Linked DNA regions of Homo sapiens: regions 2 and 3 are each linked to region 1. Evidence: read pairs that join two places in POLR2A ChIA-PET (ENCODE). Cell type or tissue: Caco-2. All regions are shown on one strand.

The links. Peaks named below come from ENCODE experiments on the same cell type or tissue, not always from the same donor. Only the 100,000 strongest peaks of a DNase experiment are listed, where the experiment ranks them.
Region 2: POLR2A ChIA-PET joins it to region 1 with 6 read pairs; 2 of 35 experiments call an interaction of 5 or more read pairs at or near these places.
Region 3: POLR2A ChIA-PET joins it to region 1 with 9 read pairs; 5 of 35 experiments call an interaction of 5 or more read pairs at or near these places.

Annotation. Positions count from the first base shown.
Region 1 is chr17:67,287,405-67,289,904 of GRCh38, forward strand. No RefSeq gene overlaps it. Among named protein-coding and RNA genes, the nearest start is that of HELZ, 43 kb to the left of the region's middle. In Caco-2, no CTCF peak of the experiment used is centred here; a DNase peak (open chromatin) is centred at 1,419.
Region 2 is chr17:67,495,949-67,498,448 of GRCh38, forward strand. The region is part of intron 1 of PITPNC1 (phosphatidylinositol transfer protein cytoplasmic 1); the gene reads left to right. Among named protein-coding and RNA genes, the nearest start is that of MIR548D2, 26 kb to the left of the region's middle. In Caco-2, no CTCF peak of the experiment used is centred here; no DNase peak of the experiment used is centred here.
Region 3 is chr17:67,143,954-67,146,453 of GRCh38, forward strand. It overlaps HELZ (helicase with zinc finger), which reads right to left. Exons shown (of 33, transcript NM_014877.4): 21 at 1,790-1,937. Among named protein-coding and RNA genes, the nearest start is that of HELZ-AS1, 100 kb to the right of the region's middle. In Caco-2, no CTCF peak of the experiment used is centred here; no DNase peak of the experiment used is centred here.

The DNA of each region.
Region 1 (2,500 bases):
GCACTCATAAACAAAAGCTTCTTGGGGTCTTCAATAATTTTTAAGTGCTTAAAGAGGTCCTGAGACCGGAAGTTTGACAGCCGCTGGCTTAACCAGTAAGGATATGTATGACTTCACATAATCAGAGGTTCAAAGGCAGAGGCATGGGTTCCGGGTTAAACGCAGGGGCTCAACCATGCCACTGAAGACCGAGGTACTTTCCAGCTTTCCAACTGTCCATTTGGCCACACTCAGCATGTCAGCAGCATCCCTCGCTGTGGTCAAAAGATGGCTGAGCAGTTCCAGGCATCACAGATAAGCATGCAGCTAGCCAAGAAAGGCATTTCCTCCCATGAGTGTCCTTGCACTAGGGGAGCTAAAAATACAAAAATACAGGCCGGGCGTGGTGGCTCACGCCTGTAATCCCAGCACTTTGGGAGGCCGAGGTGGGCGGATCTCCTGAGGTCAGGAGTTCGAGACCAGCCTGGCCAACATGGCGAAACACTGTCTCTACTAAAAATACACACATACACACAAACACACACACACACAGACACACACACACACAAATTAGTTGGGCATGGTGGCGTGTGCCTGTAATCCCAGCTACCCAGGAGGCTGAGGCAGGAGAATCACTGGAACCTGGGAGGCAGAGGCTGCAGTGAGCCAAGATCACGCCACTGCACTCTATCCTGGGTGACAGAGCAAGACTCTATCTCAAAAAAGACAAAAAACAAACAAAAAAACCCAAAAATATCATCTCTACTAAAAACACAAAAAATTAGCCAGGCATGGTGACATGCGCCTGTAATCCCAGCTACTTGGGAGGCTGAGGCAGGAGAATTGCTTGAACCTGGCAGGCGGAAGTTGCAGTGAGCTGAGACCATGCCACTGCACTCCAGCCTTGGCAACAGAGTGAGACTCCGTCTCAAAAAAAAAAAAATGATTTGCCAGACAGTAGAATGGCAGTTGACAGGAGCTGAAAGGTGGGAGGAATGGGGAATTGCATGATGGGTACAGAGTTTCTGTTGGGGATGATAAAAAATGTTCTGGGGCTGGATGGAGATGATGGTCGCACGGCAATGTGAATGTATTTTGTGCTACAGCCTGTACACCTGGTACACCAGACTGTACACTGTACAAGTGGTTGAAATAGTACATTTTCTGTTATGTATGTTTTATCACAATAAAAAAATTAGTCATTTGCAAATGTGGGTACTTGAATCATTACAGGTAACAGATTACCTCTGATATAGCTCAAATGAGAGAGGCTTTTACATCTACTAAGACACTAAGTATTTTCGGGCAGGGCACAGTGGCTCACGCCTGTAATCCCAGCACTTTGGGAGGCTGCAGTGGGAAGATCGCTTGAGCCCAGGAGTTCGAAACCAGATGGGCAACATAGTGAAGCCTTATCTCTACAAAAAAAATGTACAAAAGAATTAGCTGGGGGTGGTGGTGTGTGCACAGAGGTGGGAGGATCCTGGGTAGAGCCTGGGTGGTAGAGGCTGCAGTGAGCCAAGATCATGCCACTGCACTCCAAGGCGAGACCTTATCTTAAAAAAAAAAAAAAAAAAAAAGATGGGAGCCGGCCTGTAATCCCAGCACTTTCGGAGGCCGAGGCAGGTGGATCACTTGAGGTTAGGAGTTCCAGACCAGCCTGGCCAACGTGACAAAACCCCGTGTCTATTAAAAACACAAAAATGAGCTGGGCATGGTAGTGGGTGCCTATAATCCCAGCTACTCAGGAGGCTGAGACGGGAGAATCGCTTGAACCTGGGAGGTGGAGGTTGCAGTGAGCCAAGATCACACCATTGCACTCCAGCTTGAGTGACAGAATGAAACTTTGTCTCAAACAAAAAAAAAAGACACTATTATTTTCATCATCAACAAAGCTCTGGTCCAGCTAATGGTCGAATTCATTTGCAAAAATTTTCATTCACAGTCACTTATTCTTTACAACTAAGTCAGCTAGGGAGGGACAGATCATCTATTTGCATGAAAGCAAGGGGGAAACCAGGGCAGTGCTATGTACTGAACTGTTTCACACTATCACAAATAAAATTGCAGGTTGAGCCTCACTTCACACACACACACACTCACACACACACACACACACACACACACGTGCGCACGCAGAGTATCAGGAAATAGCCTGTCCGTTTTGGCTGCAGACGCAGGGATTTTGGTTTCCTTGGCTTCTGAGCTGTTCTTGGAGCGGGGCCATCTAGGGAAACTGAGCAAGTACACGGGGCCATCAAACTTGGGCTGGATCCATCAGGCACACAAAAAACACTCTCCAGCTCTCTCCCCGAAGTGGAGCAGACAAAAGTGCTGTTGATGCTGAAGCTGCAGAAAGCTTCAGAAGGCCCCGTGGGAGGAAGCTTGGCACGAGAGGCGAGCAGCTCCAACTGACCCTGGAAGGGAGCAGCAGGCTGGGGTGAGATCCAGACTCCGCTCAGATCGGAATGCCTGCACCCTTTGCCTTGCCTCACTGTGAAGGAGAGAAACGGTCTGCCTG
Region 2 (2,500 bases), 210 kb after region 1:
AGAAATGCCATTGGATGTAGGAAAGTTCATCTGTATTTGACCATTTTTTATTTATTTTTGACTCTTTATGCTTATAATTTTGGAAATTCCAAAATACAAAGGAGTTTTTGGTGATGCTGGGAATTGAATTCTGAGGAGAAAATGTTGTTGGAATTATAGAGAGTGCTTTTGGAATACTACCAAGCATAGTACTTGACCTTAGAGGAAAAAATGCTGGGGAGCACAACTTAAGATGGGAAAAAAGAACAAGTTTTTAAAATATCATCCCTCTAACGAATGCTTCCGTGATGGAAACACTCCCCTTTCCCTGTTATCGTTCTTCATTTCCTCCTACTCTTTACTTTAACTACAAGTTCTTGTATGCGGTTATTCCCCCATGTAAATTACATGAAAAATAGTTTTAGTCTTCTAACTACATTATCCAATATGCAGCTTTTTAACTAGTTCCAAGAGGCATTTGAGGCCCATGCGTGGCTCCCTTTGAGTTGAGTCATCTAAAGGTTATTGCTCGTCTTAGTAAAACCTGTGCTGTGTTGAGTGCACCGGTGACGACAATGACCCCAGTCTTGAGTCCCAGCCTCCCCGTGTTTACTATGGAATTATCACAGTTCCACTCTTGAGAAATATGGAAAGCACTCACTGTTCACTCTGGTTTAACCCTCCTGAGAGCAGGAGGTATGATTAATCCTGGAAATAATGGGTTCACTCTGTGGGAGCGCTTCAGTGATTTTCAACCCCAGACTCATACATGGTGATTGAAAAGAACTAGTGTGATCACAGAAGGTTAGCAGAATTATTTCTACTTAGAATAGAAATGAGAAGGTTGAGGGTCGTAATTTCAAAAATGGAAAAGTAGGTTTTAAAAATTCAAATGTAATACATAAATATTCCAAATATATTTAGAGCGAGAAGCCTTCTTTCCGCCCTCCCAATTCTGCCCTTCTCTGCAGAGCTTACCATAGTTTAAAAAAAAAAAAAAGTGCTGTTTTATCCTTTTGGACCCTATACTGTGCATTTATAAATGTGAGAAAACCAGGCATGGTGGTGTGTGCCTGTGGTCCCAGCTACTCGGGAGGCTGAGGTGGGAGGATCGTTTGAACCCAGGAGTTCAAGGCTGTTTTTAGCTATGACTGTTCCGGTGAATAGCCACTGCACTCCAGCCTGGGCAACACAGTAAGAGCCTGACGTTAAAAATAATTAACATGAGAATAAAACTTATCTATGTTTTTTGTTTTTACATAAGTAGTCACACAAGACATATTATTATAAACCTCCTTTTTTTTTTTTTTGAGACGGCGTCTCATTCAGTCGCCCAGGCTGGAGTGCAATGGCGCAATCGTGGCTCACTGCAACCTCCGATTCCCCAGCCTCAGCCTCCCGAGTAGCTGGGATTAAAGCTTAATTTATAATGGAAGTCACCCTGTGCAGGCACACTTATAGGTACTGTATTCTTTGGAGCAGTAGCTCATTAAATTGATAAATAAAACTTTATTTTCTTAATGATGGACATTTAGGAAGTCGTCTTTTTTTTTTTCTATTACAAGTAAGATAAACCTGTGTCTCCATAAACTTGTTCGTGTCTTTTTTTTTTTTTTTTTTTTGAGATGGGGTCTCTGTTGCCCAAGCTGGAGTGCAGTGATGTCATCATGGCTCACTGCAGTCTCGACCTCCTAGGCTCAAGCGAACCTCCCATCTCATCCTCCTGAATAGGTGGGACCACACGTGTGAGCCACCACGCCCAGCTAATTTTTGTATTTTTTGTAGAGACATGGTTTCGCTATGTTTTCCAGGCTGGTCTTGAACTCCTGCACTCAAGCAGTCTGCCTGCCTCGGCCTCCCAAAGTGCTGGGATTACAAGCGTGAGCCACCATGCCCAGCCTGTTTAGGTTTTTGTGCACTTGTGTATTTTTCTTTCTTTTTTTTTTTTTTCAAGATGGAGTCTCACTCTGTTGCCCAGGCTGGAGTGCAGTGGTTCAATCTTGGCTCACTACAACCTTCATTTTCCAGGCTCAAGTGATCCTCCCACCTCAGCCTCCTGAGTAGCTGGGACCACAGGCATGCGCCACCAGGCCTGGCTAATTTTTTGTATTTTTGGAAGAGACGGGGTTTGGAGTTTTCACCATGTTAGCCAGGCTGGTCTTGAACTCCTGAGCTCAAGTGATCCACCCACCTGAGCCTCCCAAAGTGCTAGGATTACAGGCGTGGGCCACTGCGCTTGGCCTCTATCTTATGTTTATTATCCATGTGTATATCATCTTCAGAAACTGGCTCCCTCATATCTCTTGCTTATTATTTCCTTTTGGGTTATCTTTTTAATTAATTTAGGAACTCTTTATATATTAGCAATATTAATCTTTAATATTGGCCGGACATGGTGGCTCAGGCCTGTAATCCCAGCACTTTGGGAGGCCGAGGCGGGCAGATCATCTGCAGTCAGGAGTTCAAGAAAATACTCCATTGTATGTATATACCATATTTTCTGTATGCATTCACCTATTCA
Region 3 (2,500 bases), 140 kb before region 1:
CTCTATGTAAGACTATCTTATTTTCCTAATAGTGGAATGTAAACTCTTTTCAAATGCCCTCCTAAGTATTAGTCAGAATCTTTATAAAAGATATCATTTTCCCCTACGAATGTAACTGATGCCACTTGGTCTGCTTGTTCTATAACACAAAATAGATTTGAGTTTCACCTTTAAATTACATACCATCAAGAAAAGCCCAGAGCTTCTAAAATCATCTTACTGTCCAAATAAACCTATATTAGTATCCAAATATGCCTATACTGGTATTCAAAAATTCAAAACGCCTACACTGGTATTTAGCTGAGGTGAACAGGGTCAGTCCTTGCCCCTTGCAGGAAGAGTCCTGGAGCAATGTGTCTCAAAATTTTTGACTACAGTAACTTATGGGGCTGAAGACACTGTCTCAACAACCATGCTCTGGTGAAAGTCAAGGTGGTTTGAAATGTCTCTAAAGTTACATGTTTAATATTTAAAGGTCACACGACCTTTAAAGTGAGCTGTCTTTGTGATCTTTTAATACGAACAAATATTAAAAAAAAAAAAAAAACCTTTGAGTAAAACTGACAGTCCATGAACCGGCACCTTATTTATCCTATAGCTTATAGGTTTCCTGGGAAACACACCAGGTCACCGTGAATGAACAAGTAACCCAGGCTGAGAAACTGAGTCTCTGGCAAACATCAATCCCGCCTCAGGATCAAGGATCAGGGCTCAGCTCTGATCCCTGATGTCACCGCAGGGCCACCAAGGCTTCTGGACAGGCCCTGGTTGCCACTTCCTGTCATCCCTCCCACCCATACCATGGCTAATTTCTAGGCCAGTGGTTTCCAACTTGAGTGCAAAAACGATAAAGGAGACCCCTAAAGTTATTTTCAATATTTCAAATATTTAAAGAAAAGTTTACCTTTTCCTAAAATTAAATGGCACAGACTAACCAAAATGTCAAGTTTCTTTGCTTTTGGCTAGGATTTTATCAAGTGAGTACTGATGATTTTTTTGTACTGACTTCTAACTACAGGCCCATGAGCAATGTCTTAACGGAAAAATGAATTCCTACTACATAATAAAAGCCATTTCTTTGTAAATAATATGGGTAAAGCATGGAATTCAAGGGCAGTGTAGACTGGAGATCAAGAGCCATGCCGCCCCTAATGATATGCCATCCTCGGGCTTCCTGAAGTCCAGAACTCAACTCCCTCCTGACGGACAGAACCTTAACTCCAGGGTTTCTGGTTTGTTAGCCCCTGAAGACGTTGCCATTTTTTTGGTCTGCTGCCTGACCTGACCCTTCAAACTACTCACATGCTCTCTGAACCTAAAAAGTCAGAAATTGCAAGAGAATTATATAAGTTGGAGCACATCATGGAATTGCAACATCGCTGTCTGGGTCCCTGTGATCTCTTTGGAGCATAGAATTCTGCAATTCAAGTCTTATTCATTTAAAATGATACACCTCATTTGCATATGCACTATAAAACTTACTCAGAGTCTATTTTAGATACCTAACAATAATGATCTAATTGAGAACAATCTTGGTTTTTCTTTTGAATGAAATCATGTATTTTGTCTTACCATAAGACAAAATGTAAATCAAAGTTTTTGCTTCCCATAGGAGATTCATCTGAACAAATCAATGTTATACAAGAAAGAATAAACTTTACATACTATTTACATGTAAATGAAGTCAATATGCAATACAATGTCAACCCAAAACTTTAAATAAATGCTTAACAAAACTAGACGATGTGACTGAGAAAATGTTAACAATTTACAAAAAGAATTAAGGTACCTCTGCATTATTATAAAAAGCTGTGCTATTTTTTTCTTGTACATCTTCTCCTCGTGCTGTAAAGAAAGTTAGTGGGTAGAAATCTTTGTGTGCTGGCTGCTTCCCACTGGCCATCAGTTTGCCCTCATAGAAAAGCTCAGAGGTATAACTGCAGTAAAAGACAAAAAGAAAAAAGGGGGAAAATCTACATCAAAATTAATTTCACCCATAAGAAAAAAAAAATCAGTCGATTCTAATAATATTGCCTTATGTCCATGATTAATTTTACTCCAATCATCTAATACTTGTGATACCAAGAATTTCTCCATAAATAACAAGAGTAGGGTCCTGGCATAATATTGTTAAATGGAATGATTTTGGTAAGGTACGAAGCCAAAACAGGAAGAAATGATGACAGTTCAATACAAGATGAGACTTTATGAGGAAATTTGCTAGCCTGTATATTTCCTTGGTTAATTTTTTTTTATTTAAATGAGTCACATACAATCATGTACCACATAATGATGATTTAGTCAACAATAGACAGTACATATGATGATGGTCCCATAAGATCATAGTACTGTATTTTAACCATACTTTTTCCATGTTTAGATATACAAATACTTACCATTGTTTTACAATTATCTACAGTATTCAGTACAGTAGCATGCTTTGTACAGGTTTGTAACCTAGGAGCCAACAGGCCATTTACACCATATAACCTGTATGTGT